2 separate regions of the Homo sapiens genome follow, and region 1 is linked to region 2. A link is a loop called in an ENCODE intact Hi-C map of the cell type or tissue named here. Cell type or tissue: gastrocnemius medialis. All regions are shown on one strand. Each heading gives the region's core, and the rest is flanking DNA. Links, peaks and the distances in the headings are about the cores only.

Region 1 (9,116 bases), core at 492-8,491, 110 kb before region 2:
GGCATGGGGCTAAATGTGGAGAGAGGAGCCAGTTACCCAGGGGCTAGAAATTAGAAAATGTGCTCAAGGTTTAGGCTCCTTGTATTAGTCCGTTTTATAACTGCTATAAAGAGCTGTCCAAGACTGGGTAATTTATAAAGAAAAGAGGTTTAACAGACTCACAGTTCAGCATGGCTCGGGAGGCCTCACAGAAAACATGCAATCATAGCGGAAGACGAAGGAGAAGAAATGTACCTTCTTCACCAGACTGCAGAAAGGAGAGCAATGGAGGAAGATCCCCTTATAAAACCATCAGATCTCGTGAGAACTCACTCACTATCACGAGAACAACATGGGGGAAACCACCCATATGATTCAATTACCTCCACCTGGTCTCTCCCTTGACACCTGGGGATTATGGGAATTCTAATTCAAGCTGAGATTTGGGTGGGTACATAAAACCTAACCACATCACTCCTGATGGTCCAATTCATAAAATTTTACAAGACCATTACCTGGAAATTAGGGGGTGGTAGCAAACCCTGAAAATGAGGGAGCTGAGAGGCAAGAAATCAGAGGCCCTACATCTGGAACCACCTCCTCCACAGGACCCTGCTTCTACTTCCAGAGCTGATGCCACAGGTTGGGACTTCCTGCTCCAGGTTCCAGCCAGGGAAACAGAGCCAGCTCCTCACACATGCTTCAGGTAGGCAGAGGAAGAGCAAAAAAGAGACCCCCATACCTTTTATTCCAGCAGCTCTGGGGAAAGGTTTACTTTCAAGGAAAATAGGGAAATGCACTAATTCAGAGTCATCAATTAACTCCGTCACTTACAAGATGTGGGACTCTGGCTTCAACCTACTCCTCTGAAACAGGAATAGTGTGCCTATTCAAAATATCTTGCAGGCAGCAGATCAAACAATCGGTTGTATCTTTTTTTAAAAAATCAGTTGAGAGTTAAAAAACAAAACAACTAAAAATTGTTTTGTAAATTTCAAGCATACAAATGCAAAGGATATGTATTTCCTATAGCCTAGGATCTCCAGGTCCCTAATAAGGGAGGCCAGCTATGATTGTTTGCTGGGATGCATGTTTCATTTAGAGATGCAGCTGAATAAGTCTTGGTTTTTTTTTGGTTTGTTTGTTTGTTTGTTTTTTCAGTATTAAAAGACCTTTCAGGCCAGGCGTGGTGGCTCAAACCTGTAATCCCAGCACTTTGGGAGCCCGAGGCAGGTGGATCATGATGTCAGGGGTTCAAGACTAGCCTGGCCAAGATGGTGAAACCCCGTCTCTACTAAAAATACAGAAATTAGTTGGGCATGGTGGTGGGCGCCTGTAATCCCAGCAACTCGGGAGGCTGAGGCAGGCAATTGCTTGAACCCGGGAAGCAGAGGTTGCACTGAACCGAGATCGTGCCACTGCACTCCAGCCTGGGTGACAGAGCAAGACTCCTTCTCAAAACAAACAAACAAACAAACAAACAAACAAACAAAAAACCTTTCAGAAACACATTGGTACTCCTAAGCTTTTACATATGTTCATAAGCCTTTAAATTAGGGTGGAGGAAAAATTATCTCAATTCCTGAAAAGATAGACATTAAAAGGAACCACCAAATAAAGGCAAACCCATTTTCCAGGTGCTAGAAAAGGGTGAGGAGTGGTACAATCTATGCAAGGCCAGGTGTGTGAGAAAACCATGGTACCTGAAAGCCTGGGTAAAAGAGCTGAGAATAGGATACAAAGGGTTCAGCCCCCCAGGTAGCCAAATGCCGCTGCAGGCTAGGGCTCCCTCCCTCCCTCCCTCCCTCCCTGCTTCGCTTTCTCCCTCCCTCTCTCCTTTTTCCCTTTCTTTCTTCCTTCTGTGGAGTTCCTAAATCATGGTTTCTTGAGAAACAGGATATTGGAGCTTCAAGGCAGAGGTCCCCAACATCTTAAGGAGCCTGGAGGTCATGATTCCTTGCCAAGGTGGGAATCACACTCCATCTTGGACTTCCGAGGCTAGGCAGAGTTAGGCATTTTCTCATCTGGGCTCCATAGGCCTGGGCCCACAGTTTTTTTCAGCATCTCTCTCACTGCACTGTAGCCATTTATTCACCAGAATGCATCCTTCCTGACCTGCGAGCTCTTCCAGAGCATGAACAGAGGAGTATAATGGTTTGGCACCCCGCCTTTGGTGCCAGAGAAACCTAGGTTCACACTCTGATTAGACCCTTCAGGGGCTGTGTGATTTTTCTGGGAGAATGAAATTAGATACCATCTATAAAAATCTGGACTTATGGTATAACCAATATGTGGCAGCTGCTATTACTTTAACTTGTTCTTCTGTATACAAATAATAATAGCTTTATCTGTTAGGATTCAGTGCAGGAAACAGAAATTGCTTCACTTACATTGAGTAGGAAGGGATTTAGTCAAGGGATAATGTGCTTGCAAAACGGTTAGAAGGGCTGAAGGAGCAGGTTCTAGGCTGGGGCTCACAAAGCAGTATAGAAATTAACCACCACCTCTAGGGCACCTCTGGAGCTGTGCTGGAATCCAGAAGTGACTGCTGCCTCTGCTACAATTCCTGCCTCTCGATACCCAAGAAGCTGGAGAATGGACTCTGGAACTCTGATGCAGAAAAACCTCCTATTTCCCCAGCTTTGCTGGCCAGCAAAATGGCTACAAAGGGGTGCAGCTTCTGCTTTGCACATCTTGCACTGAGTGCCTCTACTTGGCAGAAGACAGCTTGCTTCTAGAACCCCGACTGCAAAGGAGCCTTGGAATCATGGTGCTCAGCTTTCCAACTTCACCCAGCAAGAGGCAGGAATGAAGGTTGAGTGACCATCCACACCACAGCTGGCACTTTCAGCTGTCATTGGCCTCACAGCACCACAGTTAGGTAAGTGCCCATTTCACAAATGAGGAAGCAGAGCCTTCAGGAAGTTACCTTGTCTGCCCCGGGTCACAGAGGAAGGGGTGAAGAAGCAATGTAAACAGGTTCTATCTTAATCAAAGTCTATGCCCTTAACTACCATTTTTTCTAATCCTCCCTGCATCTTGAATGCCTAACTCTGCATGTGGCCACACCTACTGAATGAATGTTAGAGTTCATTCATCATGAGTTTAAACAGAAAATTACACCAACTTAGAATGCTGTGGCCTAGAGAAAGTGTCTTTACCTCCTGAGTGCGACCCAAGTCAGGAGGCAGGAGGCTGACTGAGGGACACGGAGGAGGTATGCACACTCACAGCATGAGGCAGAGCTGTGTGCACACATCAAGCAAGGAAATGGGGCCGGAATATGGGGCAAAGGCCTACGGATTGAATGGTGGATTTGGATGTGGGCCACTTCTTCCAGCCCCTGAAAGAGGACCAGGCAATGTGGCTATGAATGGGCCTAATGAGAATTGATTGATTCGCTCGAGATGTTTTCTTTTTCTTCCTAAAATAGAAAATGACATACCCCATGATTCATGCACTCCGGTGCCCGTGATAATGGCCTCTTCAGTGCACTGACTCTGCTGATAACCACAGGCACTCATCCTCCGCAGAGGGGTTGTGTGCCACACCCTAGGCACATAGCAACCCTGCAGGCTGTCAGACACCTGCCGCAGAGAGTGCTTTCCACACGCTCTCTGGGACATGAGGCACAGTTCCCAGGAGTGCCTGAGAAATCTCAGTTGCCTGGCATAGATGCTAAGGCCTGAGAGAAGAGCCCAGAGTCTAGGCCTGAGGGGCTGCAGTCTGCACACAGGAGTTAACTCATACACATATACAACCCACAAAGCCACACACATACATAGCACAAATACACACACAGATAGACACAGCACACACAGACACATACATCACACACACACAGACACAAACATGCACACTACACACATGCACAGCCCACATAAACACCCACAGAGTTGCAAATATACACAGCACAAATACACACACAAATAGACCACACGCAGAGAGACACATCACACATACACACAGATACAAATATACACACCACACACAAACACAGAGAGACACACACACCACACATACAACACACACAAACATACACACTACACACATACACAACCCAATAAACACCCACAGAGCCACAAACATATGTAACACAAATACACAGAGAGACACACCATGCAAAGACCCAGAGAAACACCATATACCACACATATGCACACACAAACGTGCACACCCAACACATCACCACGTGCAACACATACACCATACACGGAAACACATGAAGACACTTACGTACACCACACACACATATACACACACAGACACAAACATACGCAGCGCACACACACCACACACATACGCAGGCTCATGCACATACTCTACAAAAAGTGCCTCACTACAGGACAGCCATATCCTAAAAGGCTTAAAATAATGGTTATATGGCCTACAAACGCAGAAGGTGTGTATACAAACCAGTAAAAGAAATGAAAGAAAGCATCAAAAATGGTAAATACACGAAGATAAAATCCCTGTTGAAATGCACGCATGATATTTATTGGGATTGGAGGACAATTCAGGCAACACAAATAATTGATATTTAGTAATCTTTGGATTGTTCCTTGTGAACTTATTCAGTTGAACAGCACATTTTTTCAAGTGGCTGCCCTTTAGCCCCTGTACACTCACTGTGTGGCCACTGACTTACACCCACTGGGCATCTGCCAAGTCCCTACCTCATCTCCCTCCCTTCCAAATGTACCTGTCTGGGGACAGCCCTGCAGAGCCCCTGCAGCGCCTGTTTGATGATAGAGCTTGCCACCCAGTCCCTCTCATTCTTCCAAGCTCCTTTCCTGCCCAAGTCAGGAAAGTCCCACAGTTCTTGTCTCATAGTACACACAGGGAAGTTCAGGGATTTGGTGCTAACTTTAGTTAGACCCCGGCTTCCCAGAGCCCTGATTTCTTCCAGGGCTATAGCAGTTTATCTCTGTGTGCCCAGGGGGTGCTCAGGCCCAGGAATTGTGAATATTAGATGTTCCCTTTAGTATTTCTAAGATCCTATAGGGAAGAGTGGGAAATTGAAGTTAAGGGACAACTAGCAGGTGAGAATGACAGCTGGGGATTATTGACCAAGAAGGAAAGGATGGGCTGGTTGTAAATATACCTTCAAGACCCATTATCTTACTGAACTTGAAAGCTAGAGGGGAATGTACAGAGACCATCAGCTATAACCCCTTCATCTTCCAGATGTAGAATCTGAGGCCAGAAGAGTGAAACAATATGTCTAAAGTCAAAACCAATTAATTAGAAGCGACTCTGTGATCGCAAATGTAGAATTCTTCCCTAATGGAGCACTGGTTACCATTTTCTATTTTCTGATTCTATGGTATTATTTCACCGACTTGATGTATGGACCAAGATATTATTCTGGATTTGAGATTTTATTAGAGAAGCTAACAAAGTAAACATACTTTATTTAGGACTTTCCATTTTATTAGATGAATATTATATTCCTCTTTTCCTAAAGCAGGAGATGCTTATGTTGGACAACCAACTTTTATATAATATAATATAGAATATATATAATTTTATATATAACATAATATAGAATATTATTATTTCATTTAACATTTAAATAGTCCTGCCAGGTGGATACTACACATTTTATAATCAAGAGAGGAACAGTAGTTCTGGGAACGTGATTAAAGATGAATGAAGATCAACCCACTCAAGTTGGTCTGGCTTCCATGTCATGGAATTTCTGCATTGCCACTCTGCTTTGCAAGCTTAGGAGACACCTGCTGTGGTTTGAATGTTCATCCCCTCAAAACTCTTGTTAGCCTGAGTAGAGGGCACCCTGCACTCACTCTCCTGCCACCACAGTTGGCAACTTTTAGGAGCATATTCTTGCTCTACTGTGGTTGATTTGTATTTTGTTTTTCCTTCTTTGTTTTTCCTTTCCTATAATATAATATAATATAATATAATATAATATAATATAATATAGAATATTATATAAAAGGCACAACACAAGTTGGTTGTCCAACACAAACATCTCCTGCTTTAAGAAAGTTCAAAATAGAAAAATAATAAAAGTATGATTGCCTCATTACAAAATATATTTTATAGTAGGGTTTTTGTTTTTTGAAAAGATGTTCCCACTACATATTTCAACTCTGAAGTTTTCAGGGATAACTCAAGAAAAAATGGTATAAGTCAAGAAAAATAATGAATGTATATGTACTTTTGGCAAACTAATAATTCACAGGTAAGTATGTGTTTTTACTAGATTTATAAAACAGTAAGAAACAGGAAAGATGTGTGGATTAGTAATGTGAAAACAGAGGTCTACTTTACATTTGCCATAATTCCAGGCTTACATGAATCCCTTAAACTTTGTAAGCCTCTATGTCCTCCTCCAGAAAATTTGTTATTTTCTGGGTTTTTTTGTTATTTTTTATTTTCTGTTATTTTCTGGAGGAGGACATTGACTGGGACCAAATGAGTTCTATGGGTTTGCTGTAATCTATTTTCTGTTGCTTATAACAGAATACCTGAAACTGGGTTATTTATAAAGAAAAGAGATTTATTTCTTATAATTCTGAAGGCTGAGAAGTCTAAGGGTATGGCTCAGGATTCCACAAGGGCCCTCTTGCTGGAGAGGATCCCTCTAAAGAGTCCCAGCCTGGTGTAGAGCATCACATGCTGAGGGGACTGAGTGTGCTTGCTCAGGTCTCTCTTTCTCCACTTTTTATTTTTTTAATTTTAAAGTTTTTATTTGTAGAGATGGGGTCTTTCTATGTTGCCCAGGCTGGTATCAACCTCCTGACCTCAAGCAATCCTCCCGCCTCAGTCCCCCAAAATGCTGAGATTACAAGAGTCAGCCACAGCACCTGGCCTATTTCTCCTCTTCTAAAGCCACTAGTGCCACTCCCATGATAACCCATTATTCCATTAATCCATACATGGATTAATTCATTCATGAGTGGAGAGCCATCATTACCCAATCACCTCTTAAAGGCTTCACCTCTCAATACTGCTAAATTGGGGACTAAGTTTCAACAGGAGTTTTGAGGGGATGAACATTCAAACCATAACAGGGGTCTCCTAAGCTTGCAAAGCAGAGTGGCACTGCAGAAATTCCACGACATGGAAGCCAGACCAACTTAAGTGGGTTGATCTTCATTCATTTTTAGTCACCTTCCCAGAACTACTGTTCCTCTCTTGATTATAAAATGTGTAGTATCCACCTGGCAGGACTATTTAAATGTTAAATGAAATAATGGCCACAAAGTGCCTAGCCATTGCCTGCCTCAACATTGATGTTCAGTAATTTTAGTTTCATATCCACCTCCAACTTTGCCATTCTACTCATTGATAAACATATCAAATGTATAAAGAACTCACAGCATCCATCTGACTCAGTGAGCCATTTGGAGATTCAGTAATGAAAGACAATGTCATCCTTCCACGACGTGCCTTTTGCTTTCAATGTGGGAGGGATGGAAGCTAGCCTGAGTGGAGGGCACCCTGCACTCACTCTCCTGCCACCACAGTTGGCAACTTTTAGGAGCATATTCTTGCCCTACTGGGGTTGATTTGTATTTTGTTTTCCCTTCTTTTCACTGAGTTTTGCCTACTTGCTTCTTACTGATGATTTCATTTCATTGAGATTCATATACACAAACACACGCACGCACACACACAACACATATATTTGTCTGCCTCTCCCTTCAGTCATGGATCATTTCCTGCTTAAATCATTTCCCCAGGCTCCCCTCTCCTTCATCTGGCTAACCCTTCAGCTTTCCTCATGGAAACTTTTCTGACCCTTCACCATTCTTCCTATTTGCTTTCATAGCACCCTATGTTCTTCCTTCCTAACACTTACCATGATCAAAATTGCATAATTTATTTGTGTCATATTAGTCTGACTCCCTTTCCAGGCTGCAGGCTCCAAGAAGACAGCAAGCTTGTCTATTTTGTTCACTGACCTGTCCCTAAGACTTGCAGTGCTTAGCATTTAGTAGGGGCTCCAGAAATATGTGTGGAGTGGATGGATGGGCAAATAAATGAAAGGTGAATGAATGAATAAGGCCCAGAAGCTGGCTTTCATCCATAAGAATGGGCTAGCTCTGCGGTGGCAGGTCTGCCCCTTTCCTCATTTCATATAGAGCTTCATCTTCACTCTTGCCATTGGCAGGATTCCTCCACAGCTTCTCCTACACTCTCTTAAAATGAAATTGATGAAATTGATTTACTAGTAACATGAACAGTTCAGCCAGAAAGTTTTCATAGATCATGATTCTACAGAAATGCAATCTTGCTCAAACTGTGGCTTAAACACACATCCATAATACCCTCTGTGTCTTCTAATAGGGTACCAGAATCTACTTTGGGATAGCCCACATGGTTATTAAGAGAAGTAGGATGGTTAAAGGATCTTACAAACAACAGGACCCATTTTAGATTCCACGGTGACAACTTTTCTAGCCCAACAGTTCACCACTAAAGATTCTGCATGCATCATTTGGGGTCCCTTACTTTTGCCTCTTGGATTTCCTACCCTCTTTGTGCCCCCAGTTAATCAAATGAGCAGGTGAGCAGGAAAGAGCTCCTTAAAAGTAAGGTGTGGGTTTAAATCAAATCAGTCTTTTTTCCTATTGACGACTGCCCACAGAGCATAAAGAGTACTTGAGACTTGGAGAGAAAAGTCAAGGAGGGAGCAGAAAGTGAGGCAGAACCATGGATTTTTTTCTCTTTATGTTTCTGTCCTTAATAAAATAGCAACACGAAGGCTTCTCAGATGATGAGTGGTTTTCCTCTTCCAGTCCAGTCTAAGAATCAGGTTGAACAACTGCAGGCAGCTATGTAAGAAATAGTTTCCAAAATAATTTTCCATAGCTCTGCTGTGTTTGGGTCAACCCTCAGGCTTCCTGACAATAGATTTGTTCTTGTTTCCTCCTGATACCTGGTGCAGTGCTTTGGTGATTGTGCTGAGAGGACATGAGTACCCGCCTCTCAAACTCCCAGAGGTAAACTGGCATTATGAAGGAACAATAGCCCAAGTTTATGTTTGGAGGGAATATATTGAAGGATGCTATGTTTAATTTCACTGCTTCCGTGAATGGTCTTCAAGATGAATAGCTTCAAGATTCCTATGATTTCTCATTTCTTTTTTCTTTAAATAGCATATC
Region 2 (8,497 bases), core at 498-8,497:
GTCTTTTACTTCATTTTGAAAAAAGAATACTATTATTTTGATCAGGTATTTTGGATATTTCTGTTTTTTTTTTTTCTTTTAGCATATCTTCCTGTCATGATTTCATGATCTGTGGGGACATTATTATTACTGTTTTCCTTATAAACATTCTGTTTGAATTTGAATTTGACACATTTCTGTTGCTCATTTTTATGGAAAGTAAATTTTCTAGAACTGCTAGAAGGAGCCTTGATTCAGTTAGCTTCTCTAATTTCACAGAGCTTCCTCCTGTATTATTTTTGGGTCATATTGAAAAAACAAAACCAAACAAAAGCCCATAGGCTTTTGTTTTCTGAGATTTCCGGGTTCTGTTCTCTTCCACCACTTTGCTCTGACCTTCTCTTTCCGTTTCTTTATTGTGCTGTCCTGTTTGTTCTTCACTCCACACCCAGCAGTTCCTCTTCACATAAGATGGTGTCCAGGATTCCTGCGATGGTCAGCTCCCCAGGTCCGGGTACTGCACTTCAGCCCCTACCTGCAGACCTTGCTGCAGGTCGTTGCACCACCTGCCAGTAGAGTGTGTTTCAAACTACCCTCCTGTGCTTTCCATACAATAACTATTGGCTATTTTGTGGCTCTCCTGTTCTCAGGCCCACCAAATACTCTGTCCCTTTCCTCTGCCTTGATGCTGATACCTGTCCAGGTCTGTGGCTATAAGTAATTTGTTTCTCTCCACTTCTATTTTGGGGTTCATAAGGATACTTCATCACCTAGTTTTGAGCTAAATGTTGTCCAAGGGTTTTCATTCTCATTCTATTTTTTATTTTTTAGGGGGATGGGAGCACACAGTGGTGCCTTCTTGAGTCACTGCATCCTTGACCTCCCAGGCTCAAGCAATCCTCCTGCCTCAACCTCCCAAGTAGTTGGGACTGCAGGCACATGCCATCACGCTTGGCTAATTTTTGTATTTTTTGTAGAGATGAGGCTTCACCATGTTTCCCAGGCTGGTCTCCAGATCCTGGGCTCAAATGATCCTTCTGCCACAGCCTCCCAAAGTACTGGGATTACAGGCATGAGCCATGGATCCCAGCTTTGGTTCTCATTCTATTTTCTGTTTTTATGTGAGGATTCAGAAATATCCAAAAACTAGGCTAACACTGCTGTTGCCATCTTTCCAGAGTGATTCTTTCCAAAAATGTCAGATCATGCTGCTTCTCTGTTCAAAAATCTTGAAGTGAATCCCCATTTCACTCAAAGTAGAGGCCAATGTCCTTACAAAGGACTTACAAAGCACCATAGGATCTGTTATTTCCTCAGTGCCCATCACCTCTCTGAAGCTTCTACTTTTCTCCTCTTTGCTTCCTCTGCTCTAGCTACACTGGCTTCTATGCTGTTCCTTGATGTAGCACACGTCTTCCCATCCCTGGGCCTTTGCTTTAGCAGTTTTCCCTACCCTGATCACTCTTCCCCCAGCTGTGAGCCTGGCTAAGTTAACCACTTCCTTCACGTCTTTGCAGCTCTCTAGGTCAATGACGTCCAGCCTGACCACCCCATCTAAAGCTACAGCCTCCCCATCCAGCACAGATTTCCTTTACTCTACTCTGCTTTCTCTTGTTTCCTTAACATTTAATGCCGTTTAACATATTAAACATTTTAGGCTGGGTGTGGTGGCTCATGCCTGTAATCCAAGAACTTTGGGATGCTGAGGCTGGTGGATCACTTGAGGTCAGGTGTTTGAGACCAGCCTGGCCAACATGGTGAAACCCTGTCTCTACTAAAAATACAAAAATTAGTCAGGTGCAGTGCCATGTGCCTGTAATCCCAGTTATTTGGGAGGTTGAGGCAAGAGAATCACTTGAACCCAGGAGGCAGAGGTTATGGTGAGCCGAGATCACACCACTGCACTCCAGCCTGGGCAACAGAGCGAGACTCTGTCTCGAATAAAAACCAAACAAACAAAATGTTACTGATTTATTATGTTCACTTTTAATTATCTGCCTTCTCCTTGCTAGAATGTAAAATCTTTGAAAACAGAAATGTCTGTTTTGTTCTCTTGTGTATATCAAGCACCTAGAAGAACCTCTGATAGGTACAATTGCTTAATAAATGCATGAATGAATAAAAGGAGCAGCCAAGGGTGCAGTGTGCTCTGAGCCAGCCGCTGGGGGCTCTTTCCATGCAGTGTCACTGTTTTCATCACCCTCTTTCTCCAGCCCCTCAGGATGCCATGGTTGGCAAGCCCATGGGTCTGAGTCAGTACAGAGCCAGGCAGGGTTTGTCCCTGGGCTTCATGGATTCTCGGAAGGCAAACAGTGTCAGAAACATTCTTTCTAGGACTCGTGAGTTCAGCCCAGGCCAGAAATAGCACCCAGCCATGTGCCTTCTAGTATTTCTGCACATCAGCTTCTCCTCCCACTGGAATGGCAAAGAGGAGCGTGGAAGGCTGAAAACAACTCCAGGCCTCAGGAAGAGCCTCAAAGATAGGGCAGAAGATGAGAATGCACTGCTTTGCATGTCAGTTTCCCTGCCTGGTGCCAGCCCAGGCCCAGCTGTGTGCTTACCTCATGGGAGGCCTGTAACCTGAGTCAATTTTGTCCTTGCCCCTTTGGAAGGCCTGCCTATTACTTACTTGGTGTTGCCAGTGAGGTCTCAGGGAACAGACGTCACATTGCCCATCTTCTAGCTGTTCTGGCATAACTAACCAAGACTGACTAAGCAAGCACAGGGCTCAACAGTTTTACCTTCTGAGCAAACCTAGTGAATCGCAGAGAGGCGGGCCCCCTTCTCCCCTTCCCTCAGGGCAAGGAAGGCTAAGGTGGAGGCTACTTTAAGAGGGGGCCTTGCACCAAACATTTTCTTCTAAACTCTAATGAGTCTTGGAAAATGCTCCCTGAGCTTGGATGCCCAAATAATCATTGTCCAGTCAGGAGGTTGAAAGCATATTGCCAGCCCCTTGCCCCTCCCCCCACCCAAAAAAAACAGGAAAAACTTGAGGGCTTTTCCAGCCCTGGACTTAAGGTGCTTATCTCTTTCCTTTGGTTCCTTTTTGTTTGGGTGGAAATTGCAAACAGCAACCAAGATTAGCTCCCATATTCTCCCAGGTTGTCACTGGGCAGGACTATGTCAGGGCTTTCTCCCCCACCACCCATTTCCAGGGTAGTCCAAGAAGCACATTTCAAAGCCCTTTCTTCTCTTCTTCCCACCTGTCCCCCTGCCCCTTATTGACATCTGGTGGATAGATATTCCTTAGCCAGTCAGAATGAGTGGGGTCCATGTTGATCAACTGAGAGTAAGCCAAGAATCCTCAAATCAGAGGAATCTAAACCTCCAGTCATTACTCAGGGTTTCCAGAGTTTTCCTGAACCTGGACCAATATCCAATGATCCCCATCACCACCAGTACCTGCTGGGGTCCCCCAATCCAGCTAAGAAAGGGACTGCTATGTACTAGACATGGTATATATTATATTTCATTTGCTCCATGTGAGCTCCTGAGATAAATACCACTGTACCCATTTTATAGGTGAGGAAACTGAATGCAGAGAGGTTGCATGGCTTATCCAAAGCTATCCAGCTTGGGTAAGGCCCCATCAATTTGTACTACCTTGTGAGGTCTCCCAGCCAGTTCAAAGGGTCTCAGCGGGCCGGGTGCAGTGGCTCATGCCTGTAATCCCCACACTTTGGAAGGCCGAGGCAGGCAGATTTTTTGAGGTCAGGAGTTCAAGACTAGCCTGGCCAACATGGCAAAACCCCGTCTCTACTAGAAATACAAAAATTAGCTGCGCATGGTGGCACGTGCCTGTAATCCCAGCTACTCTGGAGGCTGAGGTATGAGAATCACTTGAACCCGGGAGGCAGAGGTTGCAGTGAGCTGAGATCGTGCCACCGCCTTCCAGCCTGGGCAACAGAGTGAGACTCCATCTCAAAACAAAACAAACAAACAAAACCCAAAGTGTCTCAGAGGCATTCGCACTCTGGGCTTTTGAGAAACCATGAAAACAGGACTTCCAAATAGGGAGAACGTATATCCTGGTCTCGCCAGGAAAGTTCTAGTTGCAATCTGATATCCCAGTGTAATTATTGGTAGTGCCCTCTTCTCGAAATTGTCTTAGTCACTATCCAATATACACTGGGAGCAAAAGAGTGGGAAAAACTACACAATGAATTGCTCAAGTGGTCACTCAGAAGTCAGCATGAGAAAGTTCTGGTTAGAGCTGTGATGTTCTCCAGGCTTGCCCCACTCTACATTCTCCTGCTGGCCTTGCCTCAAATGTTCCCTTCCTTGCACAATCCCAGAGATATGACCTACTGAACAGGAGGAAATGAGGTTGGACCATGCCAGAGAGTTCTTACTACCCTAGGCGACCCTTCTAAGGGGTCCCTGAATCACCACAAACACACTAATTTTCCAGGTGTGTCCTTCCAACCCTAACAGGTAAAGCATTCTCTTCTGTACAGGAGAAATCTAAGCAACCACTAGGGGTTTGAATGTCTCTCAGGGAAGAAAATAAAAATGTCTTTGACCAAAGCTTTTACTCCATTCCACATTGGAGCTTCCCCTGAGACTACCCTGTGTGACATACTGGAATGACACAGTGGAAAGAGTAAATATTTAGAAATTAGAGATCTGATTTTATATTCTAGTTTGCTTATTATTTGGTGACTTTGGGTAAGTTACTCAACCTCTCTGAGCTTCAGCTTTCTAATTCATCTGAGAAGTGGGTATAACAATGCCTGCTTTGCAATGTAATTGCAAAATATTGGATAAGATTATGTTAAAGTGTCTGGCACATAAAAGTTACTTATTAATAGTGATGATGATGATGATCGTGATGATGAAATTTATCTTTCACTGAATGTAAGAAAGCAATGCTGATCTCTGGGCATGGAAGGAATATTCCAAAGACATGAACTCCAAAAGGAAGAAACAATAAATACTTCTAAAGCAGTCATAAGGTTTGAGAGGAGAAGGTTCAATGATTTAAACAATCCAAACTAAACGACATTTGTTTAGCAATTAGTATGTGCCAAGTGCCATCATAGGCACTGGAGATTCCAGGGATACATATAAAAAAGTTCATGACCATAAAGTGCTCACAGCCAAATGGAGGGGCCAGGTTAAAGGGGGACATGTGTCCCCACTTCAGCATGATGTCAGGCAGTGTTGAAACATTACCAGAAAGAAAGGATGAGACAGACTTGTTTTGCTTAGCCGGTTCAGGAACCTCATAGAAGAGCAGGCAAGTGAACTGGTCTTTGACAGCCAAGCAGGATTTCCAGGCATCTGACAGCATGTTTATGTTCTAGGCTGGGAAATTCTGTTCTATTCTTCCCTCTGAAAAGAAGAACAAGTTGTGTCTCAAGAAGGAGGACAGAGGACACTCTTTCATACTTCTCTTCCACTTTCTCATCCAAAGCCAGTAGCCAACTCTAAAACTGAATGCACATTCTGAGAAACACTGAAAAGGAAACAGAACTTTTGATGCAGAAATTAATCAAGACTTGGATATAAATTTGTCACATATAAAAAACTTTCAACTTCATCAAGTTAACTTTGAGACATTTAATGGAAAACAAGGCATTGATTCACAACATACATATATAAAATACGATTTATCAAAAGTAAAAAGACAAACAGTACTTGAGATATGTGACTGCGAAGAAATATCAACCAAAGTCACTGGCTGGAAAGATAAATTAACAAATTTATTCATTATCCTTTGGCTTCCACCTCTATTCTCAAATCTTCTTTAAACTAATAAGTTAGAGCTTCTTGGTTAGGTGAACAAGTACTTGGCTCTGGAACGGAAAATGAAACAGAAGCATACTTCAGTCTAATAGTTCTTTCTGTTTGGATATTAGCTAGTAGACTATGAGGTGTTTCTATTTTTCCTTCTTTTGCTCTAAGGCTGCAGCAGTATTTCTCAAGGTGGGGAGATTGCTTCCTAAAAAACACTTGGCAATGTCTGCAGACATATTTGATTATTAATATGGAAGTTGGGGAGGCCTGGAACAGTGGCTCACATCTGTAATTCTAACACTTTGGGAGGCTGAGGCAGAAGGACTGCTTGAGCCCAGGAGTTCCAGGCCAACCTGGGCAACAAAGTGAGACCCCATCTCTACAAACAATCAAAAAATTAGTCAGCCTTACCAAGCAGAGTCCCATATTTAGAATTAAACTTAAAATGAGAAAAAGAAAATGTAAAAAGGTAAATACATTTTTTAAAAATTAGCTGACTTGAGCCCAGGAATCCAAGACCAGCTGGGCAACATAGTGGGACCCTGTCTGTACAAAAAATAAAATAAAAAAAATAGCTGAGTGGGGTGGCATGCACCTGTGGTCCCAGCTACACAGGAAGCCAAGGCAGGGGGGATCACTTGAACCCAGGAGGTCAAGGCTGCAGTGAGTCGTGTCCGTGCCTTCATGTGGGGAGAGGAATGCTGTTGGCATCTAGTGGGTAAAGGCCAAGGATGCTGCTGAACATCCTACCATGCACAGGACAGCCCCAGAGCCAAAAGTTATTCCCCAGTATGCCAATAGTGCTGGGGCTGAAACCCACGGAGTGAAATCTGGGTAAGGTAAGAAAAATCTTGTAAAATGAAAACCAAGGATAGGATTCAGAAAATTAATGGCTTTCTTAATCATGAAAATGTGAGAATATTAATATAAGCAGGTATTTAAAATCAAGAAAGTATGTATTCAGGGAAACTTGAATCTATGCTCCCAGGAAAAAAACAATATTACAAAATAGATACATAAATAAAATCTACAGCAATTTGAGAAGACCCAAAGGAAAGAGGCCAGCACTGCTTCCCAGAGGGCAGCCTTCACAGTGCTGCTCAGCCCCTGCTTGCAGTGATTAGATTTAATGAACTCCAGATTAAAACCATGGGGCCTGGGCATGGTGGCTCATGCCTGTAATCCCAGCACTTTGGGAGGCCGAGGCTGGCTGAACATTTGAGGTCAGGAGTTCGAGACCAGCCTGGCCAACATAGTGAAACCCCATCTCTACTAAACAAACAAACAAACAAAAACCGAAAGTTAGCCAGACGTGGTGGTGGACGCCTGTAATCCCAGCTACTTGGGAGGCTGAGGCAAGATAATTGCTTGAACCTGGGAGGCGGAGGTTGCAGTGAGCAGAGATCGTTCCACTGCACTCCAGCCTGGGCTACAGAGTGAGACTTCATCTCACAAAAGATTTAAAAAATTAAAAATTAAAAAAAATTAAAACCATGGGTTGTTTTTCTGATTAATGGATTTATTTCTATAAAATATTTAAATAACAAAAAAAGTAACGTGTATGTATATGTATATTTACATCTTTATCTATATATACATATACCTATAGCAATTCCCACTTATCAAAATTTCCCACTTATCAAATTATACATATTATTCCCACTTACCAAATTGTATATTATATATATATATAATTTAATATATATTATTTTTAATATATATTAAAAATAATGGTGGGTGCAGTAGCTCATGCCTGTAATCCCAGCACTTTTGGAGGCTGAGGTAGACGGGTAGCCTGAGCTCAGTAATTCAAGCTAACAAAAAAATTAGCCAGGCATGGTGGCACATGTCTGTGGTCCCAGATACTTGGGAGGCTGAGGTGGGGGAATCGCTTAGGTCTGGGAGGTGGAGGTTGCAGTGAGCCTAGATCGCAATGCTGCACGCCAGACTGAGTGACAGAGACTCTGTCTCGAAAAAAAAAAAGAAGAAAATTTTTATGGAAATATTTATTGGTGAAATGATAAGCTGTCAGGAATTTCCTCTAATAGAGAAGCTCTCTGTGTTTTCATGTGGAAATATCTTTGAGATATAATGTGAATCGAAAGAACCAAGGGGTAGAACACAGGTGGGGCTCAGCAGGGCTCAGAGAGGAGAGAGAAAAATGTCTTTTCATATGTACCAGTACTTGAATAAATTCTCAAATAACATTCAAGAAATTGATTAAAGTGGTTACCTGGGACATGGATAAAGGAGTTGGGAACCAAAAGGATGAGGGGTAAGCATGGGAGTAAGACTTTTCAACATATACCTTTTCGTATTTTTAACCACGTGATTGTATGCGTATCCAAAAACCTCAAATAAGTAAAAGTGCATTACATAAAAAGCAATCTGTCCTTGGGCTGGGCACGGTGGCTCACACCTGTAATCCCAGCACTTTGGGAGGCCGAGGTGGGTGGATCACCTGAGGTCAGAAGTTCAAGACCAGCCTGGCCAACATGGTGAAACCCTGTCTTTACTAAAAATACAAATAATTAGCCAGCATGGTGGTGGGCGCCTGTAATCCCAACTACTCGAGAGGCTGAGACAGGAGAATCACTTGAACCTGGGAGGCAGAGTTGCAGTGAGCCGAGATCGCGCCACTGCACTCCAGTCTGGGCAACAAGAGTGAAACTTCATCTCAAAAAAAAAAGAAAGAAAAGAAAGAGGGAAAGGAAGGAAGGAAGAAGAAAGAAAAGAAAGAAAGAAAGAAAGAAAGAAAGAAAGAAAGAAAGAAAGAAAG

What was found. Peaks named below come from ENCODE experiments on the same cell type or tissue, not always from the same donor. Only the 100,000 strongest peaks of a DNase experiment are listed, where the experiment ranks them.
Region 1: it touches region 2 in a loop (6-fold over the local background); 3 of 110 quality-filtered maps call a loop at or near these places.

The regions. Positions count from the first base shown.
Region 1 is chr1:182,232,912-182,242,027 of GRCh38, forward strand. The region is part of intron 2 of LINC01344 (long intergenic non-protein coding RNA 1344); the gene reads right to left. Among named protein-coding and RNA genes, the nearest start is that of LINC01344, 77 kb to the right of the region's middle. In gastrocnemius medialis, for the core only: no CTCF peak of the experiment used is centred there; DNase peaks (open chromatin) are centred at 2,866, 3,210 and 3,520; H3K27ac peaks cover 1,474 bases.
Region 2 is chr1:182,346,800-182,355,296 of GRCh38, forward strand. No RefSeq gene overlaps it. Among named protein-coding and RNA genes, the nearest start is that of LINC01344, 37 kb to the left of the region's middle. In gastrocnemius medialis, for the core only: a CTCF peak has its summit at 4,407; DNase peaks (open chromatin) are centred at 1,752, 2,372, 2,602, 4,242 and 1 weaker place; H3K27ac peaks cover 6,642 bases.